Regions from separate parts of the Homo sapiens genome. Here region 2 is linked to region 1. A link is an interaction called in ENCODE POLR2A ChIA-PET data of the cell type or tissue named here. Cell type or tissue: PC-9. All regions are shown on one strand. Links, peaks and the distances in the headings refer to the core of each region. The heading gives the core; the rest is flanking DNA. Region 1 overlaps EIF3F (eukaryotic translation initiation factor 3 subunit F). Region 2 holds the start of OR10A3 (olfactory receptor family 10 subfamily A member 3).

Region 1 (2,917 bases), core at 214-2,713:
GAACTCCAGGATACCAGAGGAAATGGATGTCTGAAGTTACACAGGCAAGTACTCTAGCCTACAAGGCCTCTGGGAAATGCCATCTAGTCTTTGCTTAAATTGAGCCACTGGCAGACCTCAGTATAACTCAAGGCTCTATCCTCGAGTTACAGATAGCACCTAAGAATTTTCTGAAGTTTTGGGGAAACCTCTTTAATCTTTAACCCACAGATCTTAATTCTGCCTCCCCGAACCAAAGTGGCAAAGAGCTCCATCTTACTATTAATGTATTTTAAGATAGTGACTACACACTCTACTCTTTTAGTTCAGATTAAGCATCCAATTTTCTTAGCTATTTTTTCTCCATGGATTCTTATTTTCATTTCCTGTAGAAATCACATGAATCCTCAAGAAAAGGTTGTTTTGCCAATGGACACCTTTCCATATTGAAAACCAAAAGAACAGTTTGGTAAAACAGTAACATGCCAAACACATAACCAACTTCTCTACCTACAATATTCACTTCCTAGTTTCTGTGTGATCTAAAACATTTTCCTCCCTTCCACCCGGCAATAAACTCACATAAGATGAAATTAATTTACAAAAGGTAGGCTCCGTTTATTAGAGTCACACACAACTGACTATCTCAGTGTGACTCAAGACCACAAAAAACCCATTTCTCCTTCACTTCTGAGTCCTGGGGTTAATACCTAGACCAGCAAGTGTACTGCTTGGGGTCCATTCACAGGTTTACAAGTTTTTCATTGAGTGCAATCTGTGACTGTGTGAGGTTGGCCAGGTAGGTCACCATCAAAAGGTCCTGGAAGACAAAGAATACACAATGAGTGGGGGGTTGGGTGGAAAGGGAGCAAAAAGGCTGGCTTTGGCCAGCTCTATGGTAGACACTGGGTATGAGGACAGCTGTGGATAAATGACAGCTAGGAGAGACTGAATAAAAGTCAAAAAGGTAGAAGACAGAAAGGAAATGCTTGAGAAGGCTTTCTTATCTCTACTGATACACTTATAGACTAGGGGTGCCTTAGCTGAAACCCATGGATGGAATATAGGGGGTCTGTGAACTCAGATGGGGGAAATAAGTAATTGCATTTTCATTAACCTCTGAATTTTAGTGTTTCTTTCCATCACGAATTTAGACAGTAAGTCACAGTAGTATCAGCAGTAAATGAGACAATGGAATCATGGGAGAAGGAAGGAAGTCTCCAACCACGCATAACACACCTCTTCCTTCCTCCCAACCTGGACTTCAGTGGGGCTATAGGTGAAGCCCTGTCTCTATCCTACTCCAGGTCACCTCACCCAACTCTTTTCACATTTGAGTGTATGTGCTGAGGTGGGGGAAGAAACCAGGCAAGAAGGGGCTCAGGAAGGGCACTCACATTGATGTTGCTGTTGAGCATGGTCTCAAAGTCATCGGGAACTATTTTCGGTACTTGGTTAACCAGGCTCATCAGGAAGCGGCCCACAGTATTGTCAGCTGACACCTTTCCAGACTGAGTACCAAAACAAAGACTCGATGAGGCAGTTAATTATAACCACTGAGCCCTACCATTTCATCAGCACATGCCTCAGTGATCCCAGGATAGAGAACTATGTCCTCCCCCTTTGTTTTTTCTTTCCCCTCTCACCAGTACATCCTCTGCATATTGCAACACTGTACTCAGGGCATCCTGGATGCGAGCTGATGCCCCTCCTACTTGCTGCAAGTCACTTGAGAGTCCAATCACTCTGTTGGGGCTAAAGCAGGTCTTCATGATCAGGTCAACTATGGAAGTTGGTTGGCAGGGTGGCAGCGGCAGTGGTGGGCAGTAAGAGAGAGAATTCAGTCATCCCACCAGGAAAGAGATGGTCTTAACGTCCTACTAACTCTGTTTCCCAACTCCCCTTAGACTCAGTCTGCTCAGTCACACTTCCTGCTGTGCCCTTATCAGCTTTTCTTCCTCCTAATAGAGCTCAACTCCTTTTACCTGGTATGCTCATCACCGGTTTTGATCTCATGTGAATGGTATGTGGCCTCTGGTGCTGATCATTTCCCACCTTTAACAGTTTCTCAAATAACTCCTTAAATCCCATTTATACAAGAGATGACTGTGACTTCTAGTCTTCACAAACCTTAGATCAATAGTCCCTTTTCAAACCACCCAAGGCCTCCGTCCATGTTGCAGACTAGCAGCCCCCTTCCCTGAAAATGCCTATGGCCTCTCGCGAGTGTATGGAAAGGTTACTCACCTCCGATGCGTTCAGTGTCGTAGTACGCGTATTTCACTGTCAGAGGCGTGAACATCACTCCCATGGTCCTCCCAGGGACTCCCATTAAAGTGCTGCGGAAGGAGAAGCCAAAGTAAACAGATGGCCTTGGGAGAGGGTTTCCATGTCTATTCTGGGCTGAGAAAGCAGATACAGCAGGAATATGGCTCTCAAGGTTCTGATAGAAAGGGTGGGACCAAATGAACCCCAGAGGTCTCATGGGAGCAAAAGTTACTTTCTCCCCTTAGCTTTTCCCACATACCAAACCCTTGATCTGTAAGGGGGGCCTTTGCATTTGGCCTGGTCCCTTTAGAGGATTACTTCACACACGGTGCAGTGTCAGTGACGAGAGGACAGGACTCAATTACCCCGTAGAGCTGGCTGTCTAGACAGCTACCTACCATGGAAAGGAGACAGAGACAAATCTTTTCGGGGACTACGCCCTTCATCAGCATTGAAAAAGGAAACCAACTCCTGCCCACCAAATTACATTGGGTGCTATAAGTCATCTCACTAAAGGTATTCTTTTTACTATGTCAATTATATACCTGGATCTATACTTTACTATGTCAACTATATATATCTTTCTCTATCTACATATATATACATATATATAGTTGGATCTTATATATATATTGTATATACTGGATCCATATATATATATATACTGGAT
Region 2 (2,917 bases), core at 223-2,722, 54 kb after region 1:
CTGATTGTTACATATACTTTGTGAAGTTAATAACATTATCTTGATTTTATCAAAAAAGTAATAGAGCCAGAGAAGAGACATGATGCTCAAAGTCATATTAGTTCAGATGTTTTGACTTCAAGTTAAAAAGTTTCGACTATAAAATTATCTAAAAGACTTTCCCCCAAAATTTAGTATTTCCATATTACTACTAGAAAATATAAGTTTTGGTATCTCCAGGCTTTCCACAAAGTAACTTCAATTTACTTGCCATAACACATTTCCTACCATTGCACAAACTGTCTATCTTGTCCAATCAGATCCTCTGTCCAAATCACTCTGCCTTTACTCACGCTCACATTCTTTTCTCCCTTCTGCATTTGTGCCTATTTATTAACATTCATTCAGTCTCTGCTTTCATTTCTTAATGGGAAAGGTCTTGGTGGAATTGGGTCTCTCATGTGAAGAGGTGTTAATTCCCTATGGAAACCTGGAAGAGTCGTATTCCAAGTTTGTGCAGCGGAGATTCCTTGCCCCCATACAGGAAAGTCTGTATAAATTGTGTGTCAGTTCTCCAGAGAAGATTTCTCTCAGGGCATAAAATTTAATGCAGTATAATTTAAAATCAATGCATTGAATCACTAAGTTGTATTTAGGAAGTGCTTTTTAATTGAAGAGGTAAAACATAAATGGGATGAAAATCAGGGACAGTGAATAGATAAGGATCTGAAGATTCTGCTTTGGTACTTGTTGGTGGGTTTGCCTTCTGTAGTTATCCTCACTGATAATTGGAGATACTTATCAAGTGATAACTCAATGCTCAGGTAAGAAAGTCAATTGCTGTGCCCTTCATATTCACATAAAAGTTCGACAGTAATTAGATCTATAGACGGTTTGCTTGCACAAACCATCAATTCTTAGAGGTATGTAGTTGAGGGAGCGGGGTGAAAGCGGTCAGAAATAAGTCCAATTGGTTAGAAAGATGAAACCCTGATGAGGGAGTTATTTGCCCAAGATTATACAGAAAGTTAATGCCAGAGCCAGTAGAACATATCAGTGAATTAGCTAAATCAGCATTATGTTGTTTTATGTTAAAGGGAAAAGATGGAGCATTTAAGTTCAGCTTAAAAAAATTACTCATGAAGGCAGTAATTTAGATTTGTTTTGTAACTTTGCTTTATCAGCTCCTTAAAAGTTGCCCATTTTTAGTAGGATACTCTAAATTTTCTCATTTTACAAACGTATTTGGTTTTATAGGCCTGGAGCTGAAAATGTAGTTTTGTCTATTAAAATGATACTTAGGCATTTTTTTTTCCTGCCAAGTCTATTTTAGGAGATTTTTTACATCCAAAAAATTTTGTTATAGTTAAAACATATATTTGGTTTTTAATATCACTATGGTCAGACTCAATAAATCAATTGCCTTTTCCTCTCTGCTAATGTCCTAATGATATGAAATCAAGATGTCTTCAGCTTGCTGTGTCCTCTCCTCCTGGCTTCCTCTTGTCCCACAGTAAAATTCTGCTGGTTTTTGAAGCATCACACAAAGTCCAGTTTGGAGGTCCATGCTAGTACTAAGGTGTCATTGAATACCTTCTATCTGAGCAAGGCAGCCTTCCTCCTTATGCTTTTTCTCCTCTGCTTAATGGACCTTCCACCCTTGTCATCTTGTGATTATGGTTTCCCACCCTCACTGTCCATTCAGAAGTAATGTTTCCCTCATTTACATTCCTAAAGCAATTGTTATCACTCTAGTTCCCCTTAAATGCCAGCCTGAGAAGTGGGCATTGTATTTTACTGATAAGGGGAGACTCTGAAGTTTCTCGGAGGGAGGGTGATATTATTTTGTCAGAAATTTGAGGTACAGATTGGAGGAACGGGTATAAAACATGGAATAGCCAGTTAGGTTTCCGTTTAAAGGTAGAGGAGGTGAAGGGAGAGGAAAAGAGGCAGTGAGGTGGAGCGTGTCAGCGGGGATGGACTCGTGAGGCCAGGAGGACTCCAGATTTTAAAGACTTGTGGGCCCTGACAGTGAAGGGAATACTGGGAGACAAGGATTGTTGCTCTGGTTGAGAGCAGAGAGAATGAAGTCGCTTTGCCCTGAGAGTGGCTCTGGAGGGGCAGTTGGATTGGGAAGAAAATGGTCATCTCCGCATGGGACTGGCAGGCCCAAAGTGACTCAGGCAGCATGTGTGCTGCCTATGTGCCCACCCACCACTACTCCATGTTCCCTTCAGCCCAGCTCCCATCTGATTGGAGTTGAGGCCTTGCAGCCTGCAGTTTTCTATCAACAAATTAGAGAAACACCTATGTCAGAGCCAGAAGGGATCATTCTGCTGCTTCTAACCCATACAGATGGGGAACCCAAGTGCAGCAGAGGCAGAGACCCATCTTGGAGACAGTGGCAGAGTTAGGACTGCAGCCAAGTTCCAGACTAGCTCGCAATCCAGGCGTAACCAAAACTCAGGTTCAGTTGCTCTTTGCTTGAAGAATCCAACTAAGGGAAGAGGTATAGGCTCCTGCCTTTAAGGACACTGCTTCACTTTTTGGAAAGAAAGCAGAGGCTTTTAAAGGGGAACTTGGCATTAAGAGAGGAGAGAGAGAGCAACCTACAAAACAAAGATGTTGCCAGATAACATTTACTGTTATTTTGTACTTTAAAAACAAGATTTCTGAACCAAAATACTTCACTTCTTTATTTGTATTTTAAAGATTCACTATTACAAGTCATTGGCCATTCTTCAAAAGTGCCAACCTGAAGTTCTGTCAAAATGAGCTTGTCATTACATCTGCTGTCAAGAATTCCAGACTTGAACTCACAGCTATGGGATTACGACTTCATACTCGATATACCAGGTCCATAAAAACAATATAAGTTTCAACTACTGAAATGAAAAGACAAAATCAAAGCTGTGTGGTTGAATTCATCCTCCTGGGC

Evidence for each region. Peaks named below come from ENCODE experiments on the same cell type or tissue, not always from the same donor. Only the 100,000 strongest peaks of a DNase experiment are listed, where the experiment ranks them.
Region 2: POLR2A ChIA-PET joins it to region 1 with 10 read pairs; 3 of 35 experiments call an interaction of 5 or more read pairs at or near these places.

What each region holds. Positions count from the first base shown.
Region 1 is chr11:7,993,827-7,996,743 of GRCh38, reverse strand. EIF3F (eukaryotic translation initiation factor 3 subunit F) reads right to left here. Exons shown (of 8, transcript NM_003754.3): 5 at 2,227-2,318; 6 at 1,626-1,762; 7 at 1,377-1,490; 8 at 1-799. The coding sequence ends at 722. Among named protein-coding and RNA genes, the nearest start is that of EIF3F, 7.9 kb to the right of the region's middle. RefSeq lists an enhancer at 861-2,060. In PC-9, for the core only: no CTCF peak of the experiment used is centred there; no DNase peak of the experiment used is centred there.
Region 2 is chr11:7,939,473-7,942,389 of GRCh38, reverse strand. It overlaps OR10A3 (olfactory receptor family 10 subfamily A member 3), which reads left to right and starts at 682. Exons shown (of 2, transcript NM_001003745.2): 1 at 682-803; 2 at 2,692-2,917. The coding sequence starts at 2,870. In PC-9, for the core only: no CTCF peak of the experiment used is centred there; no DNase peak of the experiment used is centred there.